Linked DNA regions of Homo sapiens: region 1 is linked to region 2. Evidence: read pairs that join two places in POLR2A ChIA-PET (ENCODE). Cell type or tissue: PC-3. All regions are shown on one strand. Links, peaks and the distances in the headings refer to the core of each region. The heading gives the core; the rest is flanking DNA. Region 1 overlaps SMPD3 (sphingomyelin phosphodiesterase 3). Region 2 overlaps PLA2G15 (phospholipase A2 group XV).

Evidence for each region. ChIA-PET counts read pairs that join two places held together with the same protein. Peaks named below come from ENCODE experiments on the same cell type or tissue, not always from the same donor. Only the 100,000 strongest peaks of a DNase experiment are listed, where the experiment ranks them.
Region 1: POLR2A ChIA-PET joins it to region 2 with 5 read pairs; 4 of 35 experiments call an interaction of 5 or more read pairs at or near these places.

What each region holds. Positions count from the first base shown.
Region 1 is chr16:68,441,124-68,444,033 of GRCh38, forward strand. The region is part of intron 1 of SMPD3 (sphingomyelin phosphodiesterase 3); the gene reads right to left. Among named protein-coding and RNA genes, the nearest start is that of SMPD3, 5.9 kb to the right of the region's middle. In PC-3, for the core only: no CTCF peak of the experiment used is centred there; no DNase peak of the experiment used is centred there.
Region 2 is chr16:68,257,031-68,259,940 of GRCh38, forward strand. PLA2G15 (phospholipase A2 group XV) reads left to right here. Exons shown (of 6, transcript NM_012320.4): 6 at 2,116-2,910. The coding sequence ends at 2,627. Among named protein-coding and RNA genes, the nearest start is that of SLC7A6, 6.0 kb to the right of the region's middle. In PC-3, for the core only: no CTCF peak of the experiment used is centred there; a DNase peak (open chromatin) is centred at 1,351; H3K27ac peaks cover 1,398 bases.

The DNA.
Region 1 (2,910 bases), core at 321-2,820, 180 kb after region 2:
CTCCAATAGTAATAACAATAGTTAATATTAAGTGAACACTCACTCTGGACCTGTCAGTCACTGTTCTAAGTGATTTAGCTCAAAACCTAGGAGGTAGGCTTTATTATCACCTCATTCTGCAGGTGAGGAAACTAAGGCACAACTTGCTCAAGTTTATGCAGCCCAAATAGCAGAGCCAGGATTCAAATCCCAGGCTAATTGATTACAGACCTACTTTGCTAAATGCCTCAGTTTATAAAGAAAATATCCTCCTAAATGGAAACAGTCTAGAACAACACTGCCCAGTAGAAATATAATGTGAGTTATAAATGCAAGCCACATATACAATATAAATTTTCTAGTGGCCACATTATAAAAGTAAAAAGAAACAAGTGAAATTAATTTAAATATATTTTACTTAATATATCTAAAATATTATTTTAACCTGTAATCAATATTACCATTACTAATGCAACATTTTACATTTTTTATACTAATTTTTCAAAAGCTAGTGTATGTTTTATACTTATAGCACATCTTAATTGCCACTAGACATATTTCAAGTGCTTATGGCCCCATATTAGACAACAGATATATAGACAGACATTCTACTTTTCCTATTTTTTTCTATTATTTGTTTCTATTTCAACTTTATTTTAAAAATTTTTTAAATTAAAAAAAATTTTAGAATCTTGCTCTGTTGCCCAGGCTAGGGTGTGGTGGTACAATCATAGCTCATTGCAGCCTTGAACTCTTGGGCTCGAGCAATCCTCCCATCTCAGCCTCCCAAGTAGTTGGGACTACAGGCATTCACCACCATGCCTAGCTAATGTTTTTATTTTTTATAGAGACGGGGTCTCACTATGTTACCCAGGCTAGTCTTGAACTCTTGGCCTCAAGCAAGCCTCCTGCCTCAGCCTCCCAAAGTGTTGGGATTATAGGCATGAGCAACCGTGCCTGGGCTATTTCAACTTAAAATTTGGGTTTTGCATTGGTATTGGATCAAAGAAGCCTATGTTAACGGAAATGTATCCTTTGGGTAATTAAATGAACAGAGCAACAGTTTAGGACAGTGGAAAGAACATGCTTTAGGCATTAAAAAATCTGGGTTCTAAGCCCCATCTTAGAACCACTAACCAGGGCTGTGGCCAGAGCAGCCCTCAACTTCCCTCGCTGTCTTTCCTCATGTTAAAAAGACATGATGGTTTATGATTATTAATATCCTTTCCATTTCTAAAGCTCTTTCTGCTTACAGCACACATTATTTCAGGGTTTCTGTGTCTGTTTCCTTGTTCCGTTCAAGATTTCTATAAGAAAGGACTTATCCCACATTGTGGTTGTGTTCCCCGTGCCCAGCGCTGTGGCTGACACATTTTTGTAGGCACAAGAAATGTCTGTTGAATGAATGGAAATCCAGTCCTCCTTTGAGGGACTCCTGGGCCTCCCAGTTCTTGCCAGAATGATCACAACAGCCTTAGCAATTAATTGCACTTTCTCATATTGGCCTAAAATCTTAACAATCTAAGCTTTCTAAAGGGTTATAGCCAGGATTAGAAACCATTTCCTGATCCTGTGTGCAAAGGAGGTGGTACTCAGCCCTAGGTGTGGCTGCCTAGAGACCCCCACAAATGGCCTCCTTCTTATTACACGCTGTTCTGATGCTGAGGAGAGTTAATTAATGACTCTAAATAAGAAAACAATCAAATCTGTCTGCAGTCATATGAGTCAGAGCAGACCCAGATGGGGTGCCGGGTCCTTGGCTTCCAAGCGCCCTCGGGAAAAGCAGTAGCAGCCTTTGCTCCTTTCATCAGAGCTCTGCGAAGCCCCAGCTTGGAAGGGGAAGGAATCACTCAAAATGGAATGGAGACTCAGCTTGATATGAAGAATTTTTCTTAAAAGTCTAACCCCTTATCTGAGTGTTGTACAGACTGAGGCCCAGGGAGAGGAGAAAAAACATAAGTTCATTCCTTTCTACCCTCTTTAGACATCCAAATCGAATGGGGAGTTCTCAGAAACCGGCCCCTGTGTGTGTTGCAAGATTGGAGCAGTTGGAACTGCCACTTTAGGAGGACAAGACTTGTGGTCTGAAATTCACCAAACCCCAAACCTGCCCACCTTCTGGAGTCTTGCAGCCACATATGGAGGTAGAGCTTTGGTTGGGTGGCATAAGGACAGGAATGTGATGCTTTCCTGAGATTGGCTGAGGCCCACACAGTGAAAATTTTATTTAGGTGTTAGAGGCTTTGCTATGAAAATCTGAGAGTGCAAATAGGTGGAAGGAATCTCTTAACAATATCTGAGTGTCTTCAGCTTTGGAATAGGCTGCTAGGAAATAAAGATAAGCTCTATTTCTTTGGCTGTATGTGTACTCTTTGTCAAATAACAGCTTCCTCATGTTTTTTTTCCTTCCTTTCTTAAAAACGAAAAACAATGACAACACTTTGTTGCCATCTACGCTTGGCTTCCTGTGAAAATTTTCCACAGTGGAAAGAAACCCCTGGGCTACTGGTCATGAAGGTCATTATACTACCCTTTCCCCATTCTTTGGTAACCAAGTTCAGTTAACAAAGCTGGATAAGATATAAAGTAGGTGGCACTATCCTTGCTGAACTTGGAAAGACTGATTTGTGTCTAAATCCTAGTGGGTCCGCAATCCTATTCCTCTGGCATTTGATTATAAACTTACATAGAATAATCCAATAGTTCAGTTTTATTTCTGTAATAGCAATAGGGAAAAAACAGTGGTAAGGAGGAACTTCCAGAGTTTGAGATCCAGGATGGAACCTAAATTCTTCCCCTTCTGTGTAACCTTGGGAAAGCCCTCAAAGCTTGGTTTCCTCACCTTGAAAGTGGGAATTATGCCACCACCTACCTCACAGGACTGTGAGGATTAAATACATTCTTACATGTGAAGAGCCTGAGTCAGAAAAT
Region 2 (2,910 bases), core at 144-2,643:
CCACCACACCCGGCTAATTTTTGTATTTTTAGTAGAGACTGGGTTTCACTATGTTGGCCGGGCTAGTCTCTAACTCCTGACCTCAAGTCAGGAGGATCTGCCTGCCTCAGCCTCCCAAAGTGCTGGGATTACAAGCATGAACCACCGCACCCGGCCAGATTTTTTTGTATTTTTAGTAGAGATGGGGTTTCACCATTTTGGTCAGGCTGGTCTTGAACTCCTGACCTCAAATGATCTGCCCACCTTGACCTCCCAAAGTTCTGGGATTACAAGGATGAGCCACTGCACCTGGCCTCTAGACTACAGTTTTTTATTTATGAGTTGCGCCTCCATCTGTGGGCAGCACGGAGCCTCTGTAGGCAACACAGGGAGGAAGCAGGTGCAGATCTGGCTGGGCCTGCTTGCCTGGCAATTGGGAAAGCCACCCCTTTTATGGCTCCTCCCCCGTCTTTTCATGACTGTTGCAGCTCACCAGCTGCAGCTGTAGAGTAGAGCTTCTTCCTCTAGAAGGGAGCTTTCCTCCCTCTGCTAGGACTTGGGGGAGGCTTATGGACCCTCACTTTGGGAGCTATGAGCCAGGGCTGTGCCAAGCATCTCATGAGCTCAAGTGCCTGCCACTGCTTGACCTGCTTGGTCTACTGGCATTGTGATTGGGTCAGGCCCAGTGACTCTGAGTTGGCTGGAAGACACTCAGATTTAGTGAGGACTCATTATAGCCACCACTTCGGTCTAGCCTGGGCCTGGAGGGACGGATGTGGGCATACCCTGAGTTTAGACAGGTAGCCCCGGCCCCTTTCAGAGTTTCTCTGTGAGTCCCCTTAGAGCTTTGTTTCAAAGGCTGGGAAGCTGTTCTGTCCTGCCTTGGCAGTCCAGGACTGGGTGTGTGGTGCGGGGAGGTGGAAGTCCGTGCACCCCTAGGGGCTTTCCTTGCCTCAGGGGTCCCCCAGCCAGGCCACAGCAGGCAGAGCTGAGGCCCTACAGTCAGTCTGAGAGGCCTCCCTGCTTTCAGATACAGGGTGGGGTGATGGGTGACCATGGATCCTGAACAGGCCAGAGGCCCCTGTTCCCAAGTTGCAGCTTTTACTTCCTGGAGGCCTCCCTGACTGCCGGGTGTTTGTGTTGTTCACATTCCTGTGTATAGGGACTCCGCCTCCATCTGCAGCCTCCCCTCGTGCCCTGTCTCCAGCACGCCTGGCTGCCCAGGTCAGCGCACATGCAAGTGGGTGGAATGAGGCCACGGCTGGCTGAACGCTGGTCTGAGCTTAGGAAAAGAAAAACTGGTACACAGTTCAGTGTCATAAAAGGGAAAGCAGAACATGTCATCTCCGAGTTGCCAACCTGCTGACTCACTTTAGACTAGGTCAGTGCCCACAGGCCTGATCAGCACTTGGAGGATGGTAGAGTTTACAGGCAAGGAAGCATCATAAATCACCCTGTGGGTATGTGCCGCCTTACTCCCTGGTGAGGAAAGCAAAAAAAACAAAACATAGCTTGGATGTGTGGTTCCCAGATGTAGCAAAAATAAAGAGAAACAATAAAAGCCAAGGCAAGCAAACTGGGCAACATAGCAAGACCCCATCTGTATAAAAAGTGGAAACATTTTTAGCCCAGGCGTGGTGGGACGTGCTTGTAGTTCCAGCTATGCAGGAGGCTGACATAGGAGGATCACTTGAACCCAGGAGGTGGAGGTTGTAGTGAGCCAAGACTGTACCACTGCACTCCAGCCTGGGTGACAGAATGAGACCCTACTTCAAAAAAAAAAAAAAGGAAAAATTTGCCAGGCATGAGGCATGGTGGCGCATACCTGTAGTCCCAGCTACTCCAAAGGCTGAGGCGGGAGGATTGGTTGAGCCTGAGAGGTTGAGGCTGCTGTGAGCCGTGATCATGCCATTATACTCCAGCCTGGGCAACAGAGTGAGACCCTGTCTCAAAAAGAAAAAAAAAGAGCCAAGGCAGGGATGGGAGTCACAGTGATTACAATGATGATAACCGGGTAGAGATGCGGGACTGTGGACTGGGCCCCTGGCTGGGGTCTGGCAGGGGCCTGGTGGTGAACATGCTGCCCAACCAGCTGGCATTCCTAAGCACAGACTGACCAGAGCCTTCTCCCTGCAGGAGACAACAACCGGATCCCAGTCATCGGGCCCCTGAAGATCCGGGAGCAGCAGCGGTCAGCTGTCTCCACCAGCTGGCTGCTGCCCTACAACTACACATGGTCACCTGAGAAGGTGTTCGTGCAGACACCCACAATCAACTACACACTGCGGGACTACCGCAAGTTCTTCCAGGACATCGGCTTTGAAGATGGCTGGCTCATGCGGCAGGACACAGAAGGGCTGGTGGAAGCCACGATGCCACCTGGCGTGCAGCTGCACTGCCTCTATGGTACTGGCGTCCCCACACCAGACTCCTTCTACTATGAGAGCTTCCCTGACCGTGACCCTAAAATCTGCTTTGGTGACGGCGATGGTACTGTGAACTTGAAGAGTGCCCTGCAGTGCCAGGCCTGGCAGAGCCGCCAGGAGCACCAAGTGTTGCTGCAGGAGCTGCCAGGCAGCGAGCACATCGAGATGCTGGCCAACGCCACCACCCTGGCCTATCTGAAACGTGTGCTCCTTGGGCCCTGACTCCTGTGCCACAGGACTCCTGTGGCTCGGCCGTGGACCTGCTGTTGGCCTCTGGGGCTGTCATGGCCCACGCGTTTTGCAAAGTTTGTGACTCACCATTCAAGGCCCCGAGTCTTGGACTGTGAAGCATCTGCCATGGGGAAGTGCTGTTTGTTATCCTTTCTCTGTGGCAGTGAAGAAGGAAGAAATGAGAGTCTAGACTCAAGGGACACTGGATGGCAAGAATGCTGCTGATGGTGGAACTGCTGTGACCTTAGGACTGGCTCCACAGGGTGGACTGGCT